5 separate regions of the Homo sapiens genome follow, and regions 2, 3, 4 and 5 are each linked to region 1. Evidence: chromatin contacts called from ENCODE Hi-C or POLR2A ChIA-PET data. All regions are on one chromosome and are shown on one strand. The core of a region is the stretch at or near the end of the contact, and the rest is flanking DNA. Distances in the headings are between cores, read along the strand shown. Region 1 holds the start of KPNA3 (karyopherin subunit alpha 3). Region 2 holds the start of SLC25A30 (solute carrier family 25 member 30). Region 3 holds the start of GTF2F2 (general transcription factor IIF subunit 2). Region 4 holds the start of TPT1-AS1 (TPT1 antisense RNA 1). Region 5 overlaps LRCH1 (leucine rich repeats and calponin homology domain containing 1).

Region 1 (2,700 bases), core at 27-2,526:
GTGGCGCCATCTCGGCTCGCTGCAACCTCCGCCTACCGGGTTCAAGCGATTCTCCTGCCTCAGCCTCCAGGCATGCGCCACCACGCCCAGCTAATTTTTGTATATTTAGTAAAGAAGGGGTTTCACCATGCGGGCCATGGTTGGCCAGACTGGTCTCGGTCTCTTGACCTTGTGATCTGCCCTCCTCGGCCTCCCAAAGTGCTGGGATTACAGGCGTGAGCCACCACACCCGGCCGAAAGCAGCTCTTTATCAGTGTAATCCATCCAAATTTCCCTCTTTCATTCTTTCGATGCCCCCAGAGGGAGTGGGAGTGCTACACAGGAGAGTCTGCGGACCAGGGCTGGGCTGCTGCCTGAAGGCTAAGATTCTGTGTGGTGGTAGAACAAGAAGTGTTGGGGGGCATGTAAATACAGGGACTGCCAGAGTGAAGGTTGCAGAACCGGGCTTGGAAGGATGATGAAGAAACTGGGCGACACTAAAGCGCCAGTTCAACAAGTATTGCGTATCTACGACGTGGTAGGCATTGTTTTGACACTAGAGATTCAGCAGTAATTCAACCAAAGTACCTGCTCTCATTGAGCTGAATTTCCGCGCGGGCACCTAGGTAACGCATATAAACACTCGTATCACATACATACACATGTACATGTCAGGTAGAAATGCTATTTATAAAACTGAAGCAGAGCATGGGAAGAGCGAATGAAGGTGGCTATTTGAGAAGACCCCCAAAAAAGCGAGACTGCAAAGCACTCGCGGTTGTTCCTTTTCTGATCTTCTAGCTACAGGCAGCGAGGTGCGCTCCCAGGAAGGCCCGCCCTCTTCCTCCTGATAGGGCGCAAGGTGCCAGGGACGCTCCCCCGCTCTTCCCCGCCCAGAGGCGGCCTTGTGGGGGCGGAGCTTTGTGCCCAGCAACATGAGCGCGGCGCGCAAAGAGCCGCGCGCGGAAGGGTCCCGGCATTCTCCTCGTTCTCACTAGGCGTGGAGAATTACTCCAGGCGGATCGTGGCATGATGGGAACTGTAGTTGACGACCGCCGCCCCGCGCCTGAGGGGCAGTAAAAGTCGCCAGGTCCGGCTCCATTTCTGGCACAAAACTTGCAGCACCGAGGGGTTGTGGAGAGCCCTTGCAGGGGAAGAGGGCAGGGTCATCCCGAGAACCAACGGGCACGTATAGCCCGGCGAACGCCCAAGCCGGTCACCGCCCCCGGTCACGTGTCGCCAGCCTCCGCGGCCGCGCGCCGCTCTCAGCACCGTTCCCGCCCCACCCGGCCCGGCAGTCGGCCCGCGCCTCCCCCGGCGCTACTGCCACCTCGCGCTCGGAGGCGTCACAGAACGTGCTCTTCTCTCCCCTCCCCCCTCCCGCTCTCCCCCTCCTCCCCCTCCCGCTCCAAGATTCGCCGCCGCCGCCGCCGCAGCCGCAGGAGTAGCCGCCGCCGGAGCCGCGCGCAGCCATGGCCGAGAACCCCAGCTTGGAGAACCACCGCATCAAGAGCTTCAAGAACAAGGGCCGCGATGTGGAAGTGAGTGTGCTTCCGCGGTCTGGGCCCGCCTGGCCGCGCCGGCCCGGCGACGCGGGGAGGGGCGGGGGGCCGGCGCCGGGCTGGTTCTCGTCGGCTTGTGGTCGGCCGGAGTTGGCCGCCGCCTCCCGTCACCGCGGCCCCGGGCTGGGCGGAGCGGGCGGCGAGACGCCGGCCGGGCTGCAGTCACCCCCCGGAGCTGCCGGCGCGGCGACCGGGAAATGCCGGCGTTTTCGGCCCCGTCACGCGGGCGCGGCCTGGTGTCGGCGAGGAGGGGATGTGGAGCTGAGGCGGGGTCCGCGGGCCAGGGCCGCCCGGATGAACGGGGATGCTGCCGCCCGGGCCCTCCGACCGCACAGCCGAGGGGGCGGCCGCTGCTTGCGCCCGCCACCGGTGCAACCTTCCGTCCGGTGCAGCCCCCTCTGCGCCTCCCGCGCGGCTCACATGGAGCCTCGGCTCTGCCGGTCCGGGCTCCTACCTTCTGCGAGCCGGGCCCAGGCGGGCGGTGGCGGCCCGCAGAGGGGGGTGGGGACCAGCCGGGTAACTGACTTGTTTGAGGGTGATCGATGGGGGAGGGTAGGATGCGCCAGGACCATTTTCTTATATTCCAGTGCTCGTCTTTGGACTAGTCGTGCCGAGCTGTTGCAGCTCATACTCCTGCAACTGCTGGCATTTGGAGCGAGCTGAAGGTGGACAATAGTTTGCCATCTATTGTGTTCAGGCTTCGGAAAAGAGGTTGCTCCGACCTCCGCTCATAGGACTTGTTTTCTTAGCCTTTCTTGGAGTGGGGTGTGCATAGGGTGATAATTTCTTTGACACGTTTTACTAAAATAAATTGGATACACAGGTTCATAATTCTCTTACATACCTCTTGCTCCAAGCTAGTAGAATTTCCAAGTGGTTGCAAAACTAAACATTCATCGCGGTCACTCAGTTAGTTGCTACTCAGCATGTTGCCATTGTCTCATTAAGGTGACATTAGCAGGTACTATTTGCAAACTCGGCTTATTGAGGCAGCGCTAGAGGTCTCTCTGCAGCTACTGAAAACAGTAAGTATAATGCACAAACTTCACTGGGACCGTGACCTTTGGATTTGTTAGGGGGAAAATGGTTTTAAGGCCGCAGCCTTCTTTGCTAATACTAGGCGACATGATTTGCAGTTTTGTAATTTTTGATAAGCTAG
Region 2 (2,700 bases), core at 1-2,500, 4.4 Mb after region 1:
TCACAGCCGGGTGCCGTGGCTCACACCTGTAATGGCAGCACTTTGGGAGGCCGAGGCAGGCGGATCACCTGAGGTCGGGAGTTCGAGACCAGCCTCACCAATATGGAGAAACCCCATCTCTACTAAAAATACAACAATTAGCCGGACGTGGTGATGGGCACCTGTAATCCCAGCTACTCGGGAGGCTGAGGCAGCAGAATCACTTGAACCTGGGAGGCGGAGGTTGCAGTGAGCTGAGATGGTGCCATTGCACTCCAGCCTGGGCAACAAGAGTGAGGCTCTGTCTAAAAACAAAACAAAACAAAAATATACCTGGGTATGCTTGAACACAAACACTGCCATACCGTTAAAAATGTTATATATTAATATATAAATAAATATTTACATATATGTATATTAGATATATATGTAAAGATTTCTACTCATAGTACGGTTCTTTTAATTTTTTGTTCTGTTTGGACATTTTCTTTCTTTTTTTTTTTTTTTTTTTTTAAGAGGGAGTATCACTTTGTCGCCCAGGCTGGAGTGCAGTGGCGCGATCTTGGCTCACTGCAACCTCCGCCTCCCGGGTTCAAGCGATTCTCCTGTTTCAGCCTCCCGAGTGGCTGGGATTACAGGCACCCGCCACCAGGTCTGGCTTTTTTTTTTTTTTTTTTTTTTTTTTTTTTTTTTTTTTTTTTTTGAGACGAAGTCTCGCTTTGTTGCCCAGGCTGGAGTGCAGTGGTACGCTCTCTGCTCACTGCAATCTCCGCCTCCCAGGTTCAAGCGATTCTTCTGCCTCAGCCACCCAAGTAGCTGGGATTATAGCGCCCGCCGCTATGCCCGGCTAATCTGTATATTTTCAAGCTAAAAGCTGGGGTATAAAAAAATAAGGGCAAGTTTACTTCCATCCAACTGTGAAGGTTCACGGGGGCACCGTGAGAAGGTTGCCCCCTGCGAAGGTTGCTTTTCCACGGTTCTCGATGCGTTCCCCAAATTTCTCTTCCACCTCCCAGTCGATATCGGAGGCCACATCAGGTGTCACCGAGTCCCGGGCAGCTCCCTCAGGCAGCGGCAGGGGAAGATCCTGAGGGGCACTTGGGACGGGCCCCGCCCCTCCGTGTCCCCATCTGGGGCTGTCAGGGGTGTGGCTAGTGCTGGCAGAAACCAATGGGAGCTGAGGAGGTCGCGTGTTTGCGCGGACGGGGCGGGGCGGCGCGGGGCTGCGTGCAGGCTCGTGGGTCTGCCCCGCCCGCGACGGCATTTTTTCCTTTTCTCCAGCGGCCTCAGGTTCTTGTTACAACTGAGTCCGGGTTGGAGGAGGTGTGGGGCCGCTGCCGCCAGGTAAGTCCTGGCCCGTGCCTCCTCCTGCCGGCCCCGCTTTCTCTGCGGCTCCTGGAACCCGGGCCTGGGGTAAGGTTGGGCTGCGATTTCCGAGGAGCCTCCTTTGCAACCGGGCGTGCTCGGGGCTGCCTGTGCTCTCCACTTCGCAGGCCGGGCCGGGCTCGGCGGGGCGCGAGGTTCCGGGGACTGGGGACAGGGCTCTGCTTCTCGGGCTGCTGCCTCCTTGGGTCGGGCCGGTGCCGCGGGGCCCCCATCGCTGTTGGCGTGGGGTGATTCCTGTTCCAGGGTCATTCAGATCCGAGTGCGAAGCCCGTCCTGGCATCTCCGCGTCTGCTAACGAGCCCCGGGCTTGCAACCCTGCTTGTGCGTCCCTCCCACTCGTGCGTTCATTCAAACGGCAGCCTGAGCGCCCGCGAGCTTCGCACTGTGGGAGAGGGCACACCACATTCGGAATCGCTCGTGGCACACAGGCTGGGAGGAACTTGCCTGGAAAGTTAATGTACCTCTGGGTTTTGAAGTCTTTCTAGGTGCACTTTCATGTAAAGCAGTTGCAGTGATTAGCATTTTTGTTCTGCGCAAGAGTAGCAAACAATGTTGGCACTGCCCTGCGGATTCGGCTTGCGGTGCTACTTGGGTAGTGAGAAAGTTGAAAGGCATGAATCTTGCTTTTGGCTTTGCCGTTGCGAAGCTTTGTGACCGCGGGCTCAGTTAATTAACGTGAAACGAGATGATAATTTCGAAGATTTCTTTTAAACCCGGCTTTTTGTAAGTCTGTGATGAGCTTAGTTTTCCTTCTGCACCTTTAAAAAGAATAGGAAATAGGAAAAGTTCATGAAAGGGCATTATTGAAAGGGCAGTCGGTCCAGCAAGGAACAATAAATGTATGAGAGCACATTAAAGGCTGTGCAATTACAGTTTTAAGACTTAAGACTAAAAAGGGAACAGGAAGTAAAACTGAAAGAACTTACCAAGAATTAAATAAGAGAAACGGCTGGGAGCGGTGGCTCAGGCCTGTAATCCCAGCACTTTGGGAGGCCGAGGCGGGCGGATCACCTGAGGTCAGGAGTTCGAGACCAGCCTGGCCAACATGGAGAAACTCCGTCTCTACTAAAAATACAAAATTAGCCGGGCGTGGTGACGGATGTCTAATTCTAGCTACTCGGGAGGTTGAGACAGGAGAATCGCTTGAATCCAGGAGACGGAGGTTGCAGTGAGCCGAGATCATGCTATTGTACTCCAGCCTGGGCAATAAGAACAAAACTCCGCCTCTAAATAAATAAATAAGAGAAACTTGGAAAGCGTTCAAAAGTACGAACAGCTAGTATTATATTTAATTACCTCCCTTTACAGCTGTACACATGAGGTCAGGTGGGTGAA
Region 3 (2,700 bases), core at 189-2,688, 4.7 Mb after region 1:
TTCAAGCTTTTTCCTTCAGTCCGTAAGGGCAATCTCCTCCTTAGTGACTCTCCCCCCAAGTAACATGCTGCTGGAGAGAGAAATGCCTATTTAATCCATCCTTTTAAGTCACACTGAGTTTGGAAATAAGTCAAATGAGTGCCACAGACTAAGGCGAGGGCTGAAGAATGAGAGGTCATGCATTTATTCATCATCTATTTGTTGAGTAATTACCATGCGCCAAACACTATTCTGGGTATGACAGGCAAAGATCCTGTTCTCATGGAATGTGATTCTGTGTGTTGGAAAGACAGAGGTAACCAACTTTGAACATATGAACACAAAATCACTCTACACTGTGAAAAGTGCTTTGAAGAATGTAATACACATCTGTCGTGTTAGCAAATGATCACAAGGGGGCTGTTTTAGGAAGGCCGACAAGAAAGACCTCTTAGATTTAATTGACGAGAACTCAGCCATGTGATAAAACAGTTAAAGCATTAAGAAACCAAAAGTCCTTACATTTTAAGTTTCAACGACTTTCAGGATCACATTTTGAATATGCTTAAGTATTATGAAACTCCCCTAGGAGAAAACACTCCCCAATATGAAACAATAAAGCACAAATAGTGCTTACTGTGAGCTAACCAAAATTGCTGTCTTCACATAAAACGTTTATTGACGGCCAGTTTCACGAGACCCAAATGTGCTCTAAAAGAATACTCCAGTCCAATGACCTCTCCTTCTGTGAGTTTGGGGCTCTCTCGCCTCTTTTGAGAGCTTCATTAAGGACCATCAACCTAAGAGAACACTTTTAAGAGTAGGCAGGGACCAGTCCTACTTTCTGGCCGAGAAAACTGTACAGAAAGTAGACATTCAACTACCTCACGCAGGCTCATGGCTAAAACCAGTTTCACCAAGGGAAGATACAAGGAATTCTTCAGTCTGGGATAAAATGCACCGTCCAAATCTGGGGACACCAAGACAAGATTCCAGGAAAGCCGTGAGAAAGAGATCTAGTCCAGGCAGATTCAGAGTAGTAACTGGCTGAAAGACACTTTGCGTCCCTAAACTAATTCCTCGTCTGCAAACAGATACAACAATGACTCCTGCCTCTCAAAATGTGTGAAGCTCTAACGAGATAGCCGTAAAAGAACTTTAAGAGGCGCACGGAGCGGGATAGGCTCAAGTTACTTAAACTATACTTGTGTTAGGAGGAGCGCAAGTGGGAGACTCGCGAACATTACCTTGACTAGCCACACTCCTGTGTTCTGTTTGGCGCCGGTCAAGTCGAGTTCCCCGCGCTCGGCCATGGGTCTGCAGCCGGTGGAGGCGTGCGGGATGCAGCAGCGACCCCAGGAGCCGCAGGGCTGAGGAGCGGGCGTCCGGAACAAAGGACAAGCCGCGCTGAGAGGCGAAGAGCCGGCGTTCCTTACCTGCCAGAACACTGGGAACCGAGGAAAAGAGGAACACGCCGCCAGGAGCCGGGACTGCGCCTGCGCACTGCTACGTCAGTACGGCGCGCTGTTGCAGACAAACTTTCTGTTTCGGAAATTTCTTGAGTGGGCGTGGCTGTCCGCGATGTCTGCATCTGAGGGATTAAAACGTAGGGTGGGATGAGCTAAAACGTTAGCAATGTATTTAAAGACATGGTCAGCATAACTGAAGAAAAAGATTATCAGAACGGAAAAATGGGGTTCAAAGAGACGAAAGGTGTCAGAACATGTCCAACCCTAGCCAAGGAGAGAGAGACAATATTTGAAGGACAGGGTCAGGGTAGTAAATTGGCGTCCCTGGCCAACGTCATTAGCACAAATGGGCACTGGGATCAAACTTAGTAGCCTTGGGTATATTGAAAACATGCCGTTTCTAGACCTGGAAAAAAAAAAGCCGTGTTTCAGCTCAGAGGCTACCCGAGCTGTTCTGATGAAGCAAGCGGAGCACCTCAGTTTCCAAAACCCGGAAGTCTGTAACGAAACGAACAAGTAAGAGACAAACCTGATCGTTTCCTCCCCTGCTTAAACAGTTTTCTCTTTCTCTTATTGCCTCTAGAATAAAGTTCAATCCTCCTGCTTCAACTGGGCCCTCTCAATTTCATCTCTTTGCACCTCCCACCATCACTCCGCCATGCACCAAACCACATCAAACCCAGCAGACTTCCCTAAACACGTCAGAATCTTCGTCGGTCATTTCAGAGCCTCTGCACACTGGATTCCCTTCCCTTGGAAGCCCTATTTTACCCCTGCCCTCACTCTCACCCCTGTGCTCTGGTTGGCAAACTCCTACTTATGGTTCAAGACCAATGAAAATGTCACTTCCTATGAGATCTTTTATCAACTTCCCCAGAAGAAATTAGTTTTTCTTCACATCACAGTGTGATACTTAGCACTCTGAACTATAATATATATGTTTACATATCTGCCTTTGCTTTCCAGACAATGAACTCCTCCTAGGCGGAAAGAGCTTTATTGAGGTATAATTGACAAATAAAAAATAGTGCTTTATTCATTTTATATCCACAATGTCTAGCACAGTGTTTAACACATTGTCAGGTTTCAGTAGGCTTTGGGTGAAAGAACATTCGCTGAAGAGAAACAAACAGTAAGGTATTGTTAAGAATGGCAAGTAATTTATTGAATCACACATCAGAGCCTTGCACAAAATTGAGGAAATTTTATGTGTGTTCAGCATAGGGCCAGGAAAAGCTGTCAGAACTCTGCT
Region 4 (2,700 bases), core at 4-2,503, 4.5 Mb after region 1:
TTGATTTACCAGAATGAACACTTCTATAAGTAGGACTGGATCGAACTTGTTCACAATTGGAATCTTGGTGCAAATCCTAGTTCTAAGGGATACAAAGCACAAAATATTTGCGAAATAGAACAAGCTTTCAGACTTCATACTGGCATGTATCTTTGCCTTATGCCAAAGATGTGACGATGTGACTAAATACGGAAGTTTTGTTTTGCTATTGAGCCAAGGTCTTGCTCTGTCATTCAGGCTGGAGCGCAGTGGTGCAATCATAGCTCAGTGTAACCTCCAACTCCCGGGCTCAAGCGATCCTCCCAGCTCAGCCTCCCTAATAGCTGGGATTACAGGCAGGCACCACCGCACCCAATTAATTTTTAATTTGTGTGTGTGTGTGTGTGTGTAGAGACAGGGTTTCAGTAGTTGCCTCCCAAAGTTCTGGGATTACAGGCATGAGCTACCATGCAGGACCTGTTTTGTTTTAATACTTAGTAATTGGGTGTAAAGTCCTTCAAAAAACAGGTGGGGCAGGTGGGAAACTCCCTTTGTGTGACCCTCTAGCACCAGGGATAAAATTTCAACTTCATCTTAAAGCGACAACATACTTTTCCAAGACCAAGTGCGAAATAGTAAAGGGAAGAGCTAGCTCCGTAGCCGTCCGCCACAGAATGCCACAAGCTTTCAATTATGGGACAAAATTGGAACACATGGAAACCCTGTGCAGACTCCCGTGACATCTTCCCTCCTCTCCAAGTCCCTTCCCACAGACCTTGCGCCCCACACGATTATTCCCCAGGGGCCGAGCAGGACGACTTGGGTCCCACTATCCGGACTCAGCGGTGCCCCCACAAAAGCGTCCCAAAAACTCCAGCTGGGGCAGCCCTGGGGCAGATGCTGAAAAGTTGTCAGAGGCCCTCGGGCAGTCCCGAGATCTACCCCAGGCCAGAGGGCCTGACCCTCCCTAAATGCGACGTTCTCCTACCTTGGTTGATACTCACGTTCCCAGAAAAGGGTGGAACCTAGGCTGGACGAGGCGCAGGGCCAAAGTTTAATTCCTCTAAGCTCCACCCAGCTCCCAGCACCTCTCCAGGCGGCCCCGTGGGGTAGGGCGGAGCCGGGTCCAACGTACTCCGCTTCCCCCGCTCCACCCACCCAGGGCTAGGGAGCGCCCCGAGAGTTGGCCTCCTCCCACGCTGCGCGCGCACCTCCCCGCCCCCACCCCTACCCGCTGGCGTGCCCAGTGGAACGGAGCCTTGTGTCTCCGCCTCAAGTCCCCGGATGCTCACCTCCCCGACTCGCCCCCGCTGTGGCCCCGCCCCCGCGCGGCTCTTCGTGCCACGTCACCGCCTGCGTCGCTTCCGGAGGCGCAGCGGGCGATGACGTAGAGGGACGTGCCCTCTATATGAGGTTGGGGAGCGGCTGAGTCGGCCTTTTCCGCCCGCTCCCCCCTCCCCCCGAGCGCCGCTCCGGCTGCACCGCGCTCGCTCCGAGTTTCAGGCTCGTGCTAAGCTAGCGCCGTCGTCGTCTCCCTTCAGTCGCCATCATGATTATCTACCGGGACCTCATCAGCCGTGAGTCCTCACTGCACTATCCTTACTGCCGCACACGGGGGTCTGGGGTGCGGGTGGGGGCGGGGAAGGCGCAGCCGTCGCGGGCCTAGGGGACGCCGGCGGTCTTAGCCGAGCGCGGAGGGGTCGGTGCCCGGGGCTCGCGCCCAGCTCTGGTGTGCTACGGAGGGGCAGATCCCGCGTGCGGCCGCCGGCGCGGGAAATGCGGGAAATGGCGGCGCCAGGCGCACGGTGATGGGCGGCTCTGTGTATCCGGCAGACGATGAGATGTTCTCCGACATCTACAAGATCCGGGAGATCGCGGACGGGTTGTGCCTGGAGGTGGAGGGGAAGGTGAGTCGGTCGGGCCTGCGCGTGGGGGAGTCCGGGCCGAGCGGGCTCGGGTTTCCTCCGCTCCCCCGCCTGAGGTTGTGCAATCCTCCCCGCCGCCTCCTGGCGGAGGAGACGCTCTTTCCGGGCTTGGGTTTTTCTAGAAAACTGGAGGCGGAGCTGATCCTGGAAATAGGCCCGCCGCCTCGGCGCCCATCCTCCTCCCGGGGTTGTCCGGGACATGATGCTTCCGGCTTAGGAGCCTGGAGTCCTTTCGTGTTTGTCCTGTCCCCACTTACCAACCGGAGGCATCACATGCCCGCAACTGGAAACAACTTTTTAATGACCCCATTTTTTGTTCCGGCCAACAGACAACTCTTTTAAGTTAGGTCGTTTTGAGAAATCCACGGGTCACAACTTTATTCCCAAAATGGTGCTTTTTTTATTTTCAGCAAGAACTAAGAATACTTCTTATCCGTGAACTATTGGCGTGGAAGGTGCTTTGGATGCGTTTGTGTCTTTTGCAATTATACTGCTTTTTCTTAATGCAGATGGTCAGTAGGACAGAAGGTAACATTGATGACTCGCTCATTGGTGGAAATGCCTCCGCTGAAGGCCCCGAGGGCGAAGGTACCGAAAGCACAGTAATCACTGGTGTCGATATTGTCATGAACCATCACCTGCAGGAAACAAGTTTCACAAAAGAAGCCTACAAGAAGTACATCAAAGATTACATGAAATCGTAAGTGATACTGGCAGTACCTAGCTGATGTCTAGAATCTTACAGGATTTAAAGATTGGCTAACTTTTGAGGTTCTTTCGCAGTGGGTATACTTTT
Region 5 (2,700 bases), core at 151-2,650, 3.2 Mb after region 1:
ATCCACCAATGACCACAAAGAGTCCTCACGGATGGATTTGGGGCTTACAAATACATTTTAGCAAGTAGGCCAATTTCACAGATACAGAATTCTCAAAGATTGAGGATCGACTGTATTAACCCATTTGGGAATTTTCTTAGACCTAAACTTAGAGTAATAGATAGGAAGTCTATTCAAACCTTTCTGGGGGAAACTTTTAAAAGGTCACTTGAAAATTCAAGGGCTCTGAGCTACATACATAGAGCACTAGTTACTATCTTCCTGGGGTGGTGAAAATGTCCTCTTCACTCCCCCAAATTCAGCAGGCAAAATGCTGGGCAAATGATCGATTGCCATGGACCTAGCCATGTTGACTACCAGCATCTACCACCTGCGTAACTTTGCGTGACTTTGATCCAATCGCAAGCTGTTCCTCTACCCATGACGGGATTTCCCACAGTCTCCAGAAGGCACTTCCTGAAAATCATTCCCTTTGTCTATTCATGCCTTTAACATGTCATCTCAATGTAGCTTCAAGTTAGAATTCACTGACATTCTTTCATATTCTAACAAAGATGTCTCTGTTCCAAGATCGCTATTTCATTTCCAGATATATGCTAAGATAAAATTCAAAATTTAAAAAATGCCCAATTTTTCCAATTTGCTATTCATAGCAGCACCAAGTGTCTTAAATCATAAAAATGGAAACATCTGACAGACATACTGCAACTACAAGATCCTTATAAAGTAACACATGATTTTTTTTATCTCCCTGGAGAAGTAAAGATGCTTTGATTTATAGTCATGATCAGACTGTACCAAAACATGCTGCCTCCTTGAAGCAGGTAATATTTAGGGCTGCAATACAAGCTTTCCTCGGTGTTCATTAGGATCACAGTGTTTCTTCAGAGCTGCAGGAAACATTCAAAATTCACCAGCCCTTTATCTATTAGAAGAGATAAGCACTCAAGATGTGTTCCCAGGGAAAAAAACATTTTTGATCATGTCAACTCCCTCATCTATGATAACCATCCAAACCTCAGCTCCTCCTCCTTTCCTTTGAAACTAAAATAGGAAGCACTGGCATGAAAAACTTCTGCTTTTTAAAGTCTCAAAACTGGTTACTTGTATTTAAAAGCCTTTTTGCCTGTTTAAAACTAAAAACACTTTTACACCTTCATTAAAGTTATGACCGATGTGTTTAATTTTAAAGACATAGCTGCCATTCTTAATTACTTCCTCTACCTTTAACATCCCTGTCTTACATAAAATATTCAAAAAAAAAAAAACAATGTGAGGCCGTGCTTTGGATTCCATGTGGCCAATTTCACTCTGTGGCAGTTGCCAGCAGAACTCCACATCTAGAACAACCAGTATGTGCCTAAGGCCTTTCCTGTTCTTTTTGTTTCCTTGAGTTTATTCCTGTCAGGTGTAAGCACTCCAGAAATGTAGAATTATGACATAGGAACTCACACTGAGTCATAGCTGGAACTCATCTCTTCTGAGTTCACAATTAAAAACAAATGAAATCTAAAATTACATTGAAAACATAAAGGTAGATGGAAGTTTAAAGTGCAGATGTGGCTTCAGCCCCAGCTGGATATGCTCAGGGGGGAACAGATGTCAGTAATAAACCTAGGAGAGCTACAAAAGTTAGCTTATATCCATCACCAAGTGAAAATGCTGACGTACATATAAAACTGTGCCCTGCCTGCTTTCCTACCCAGTCTGAGTGTGCAATATGGAAACAGCCTGGAAAAGAACCCAGAAACCCTGTGGAGATGCAGAGCAGGTCTGCCACATCAGCGGTGAGGAAGTCACTTACTGCATGGTCGGGGTAGGCTAGCCATGCAGCACCATCAGGAAAGGTATGGTTTCTTCTAACACTTGGCACCTGGCCTATGCATCCTCTAAGTTCACCAAAGAAAGAAAACACATAATCTGCGGTTACATTCATTAAAGTCTGCCACAGGAGAATAGGGTTCTCGATGGGTATGGGGAGATGACAGAACAAAACTATAAATGACCAGGAATGGAATAAAATTAAACCTAAAGTGACCAGGGCAAAAAGCAAACCCCAGAATGATCATCATGGTATTAATAATTACATAAAGACTATAAACTCAGAAGAAGCTAGGAGAACACCCAGAGCCTGAAAGTTGGAGAAGGTTATAGCTGCCACACTCTTTAGATGAAGTTCATTTATGAGACTTTCTTTATATAGCCTGTATAGTTACATAAACTAGAGTCAATCAGGTTTTTCTAAACTGCGCTCTTGTTACTAGATCTTATTACAGTCTTCACATTTCAGAGCTAAATTAAAAAAACACACACATTTAGCCATATGTTTTCTATGGAAAGCACTAACCATACATTTGAAAATGAGGGTGACTTTCTTTTTTGTATTTTGCAGCCAGGATATTTTATTCACCAAAATTAAGCGAAGCAGTTCCTACTTATGAACTCATATGAACTAATTCAGCCCCGTCAAATCGAGAAACTTTAAATATTAAATTCTACTGTACAATCTCAGCTGGAAGTCATCTCTCTCTCCACCAACCTTCCAGGGCACTTGGCACCTATCCTATAATGCAAACATTCTGTGTAGCTCAAGGAGGTGGCCTGATTTGGTGCATTCAACAGTGGCTAGAGGTCTAAGCCTCTTTGCTTCTGCAGGGAGACAAAGAAAAATCATTTACTATTTTGCAAAGATCGCTTCAT

What was found. A loop is a pair of places that touch in the nucleus more often than their neighbours do. ChIA-PET counts read pairs that join two places held with the same protein, here RNA polymerase II (POLR2A). Pooled maps may share reads with other maps.
Region 2: a loop to region 1 is called in a pooled map, with 8 times the contacts of the local background. The contact joins the promoter of SLC25A30 here to the promoter of KPNA3 in region 1. A Hi-C loop is called at or near these places in 5 of 50 pooled maps. POLR2A ChIA-PET finds 5 or more read pairs at or near these places in 2 of 52 experiments (activated CD8-positive, alpha-beta memory T cell and activated T-cell).
Region 3: a loop to region 1 is called in a map of CD4-positive, alpha-beta T cell, with 25 times the contacts of the local background. The contact joins the promoter of GTF2F2 here to the promoter of KPNA3 in region 1. A Hi-C loop is called at or near these places in 1 of 168 maps with a recorded cell type or tissue (CD4-positive, alpha-beta T cell) and 4 of 50 pooled maps. POLR2A ChIA-PET finds 5 or more read pairs at or near these places in 1 of 52 experiments (naive thymus-derived CD4-positive, alpha-beta T cell).
Region 4: a map with no recorded cell type shows a loop between it and region 1 (30-fold over the local background). The contact joins the promoter of TPT1-AS1 here to the promoter of KPNA3 in region 1. A Hi-C loop is called at or near these places in 1 of 37 single-sample maps with no recorded cell type and 6 of 50 pooled maps. POLR2A ChIA-PET finds 5 or more read pairs at or near these places in 1 of 52 experiments (activated B cell).
Region 5: a loop to region 1 is called in a pooled map, with 2.3 times the contacts of the local background. The contact joins the enhancer-like site here to the promoter of KPNA3 in region 1. A Hi-C loop is called at or near these places in 1 of 50 pooled maps. POLR2A ChIA-PET finds 5 or more read pairs at or near these places in 2 of 52 experiments (PC-9 and activated CD8-positive, alpha-beta memory T cell).

Annotation. Positions count from the first base shown.
Region 1 is chr13:49,791,258-49,793,957 of GRCh38, reverse strand. KPNA3 (karyopherin subunit alpha 3) reads left to right here and starts at 1,276. Exons shown (of 17, transcript NM_002267.4): 1 at 1,276-1,520. The coding sequence starts at 1,452. RefSeq lists enhancers at 981-1,110, 914-1,575, 1,576-2,237, 2,242-2,700 and silencers at 1,181-1,430, 1,551-2,120.
Region 2 is chr13:45,416,923-45,419,622 of GRCh38, reverse strand. SLC25A30 (solute carrier family 25 member 30) reads left to right here and starts at 1,250. Exons shown (of 10, transcript NM_001010875.4): 1 at 1,250-1,323. SLC25A30-AS1 (SLC25A30 antisense RNA 1) reads right to left here and starts at 1,461. Exons shown (of 2, transcript NR_047031.1): 1 at 885-1,461. RefSeq lists enhancers at 846-1,035, 1,846-1,895 and silencers at 1,146-1,245, 1,286-1,615.
Region 3 is chr13:45,119,248-45,121,947 of GRCh38, reverse strand. GTF2F2 (general transcription factor IIF subunit 2) reads right to left here and starts at 1,438. Exons shown (of 8, transcript NM_004128.3): 1 at 1,227-1,438. The coding sequence starts at 1,292. RefSeq lists enhancers at 523-1,164, 1,275-1,404, 1,165-1,808.
Region 4 is chr13:45,339,898-45,342,597 of GRCh38, reverse strand. It overlaps TPT1-AS1 (TPT1 antisense RNA 1), which reads right to left and starts at 1,253. Exons shown (of 11, transcript NR_024458.1): 1 at 1,211-1,253. TPT1 (tumor protein, translationally-controlled 1) reads left to right here and starts at 1,415. Exons shown (of 6, transcript NM_003295.4): 1 at 1,415-1,556; 2 at 1,813-1,886; 3 at 2,414-2,604. The coding sequence starts at 1,529. It overlaps LOC124903169 (a long non-coding RNA gene), which reads right to left and starts at 1,164. Exons shown (of 2, transcript XR_007063781.1): 1 at 968-1,164. RefSeq lists silencers at 1,039-1,238, 1,399-1,508, 1,589-1,658 and an enhancer at 1,556-2,345.
Region 5 is chr13:46,594,436-46,597,135 of GRCh38, reverse strand. All of the region lies in intron 1 of LRCH1 (leucine rich repeats and calponin homology domain containing 1), which reads right to left. Among named protein-coding and RNA genes, the nearest start is that of LRCH1, 43 kb to the right of the region's middle. RefSeq lists a silencer at 1,700-1,749. Within about 2 kb of position 1,400, at least 8 of the 41 ENCODE cell types and tissues checked have a DNase peak (open chromatin) inside an H3K27ac peak, as active enhancers do; they include PC-9, where a contact is called at or near this core.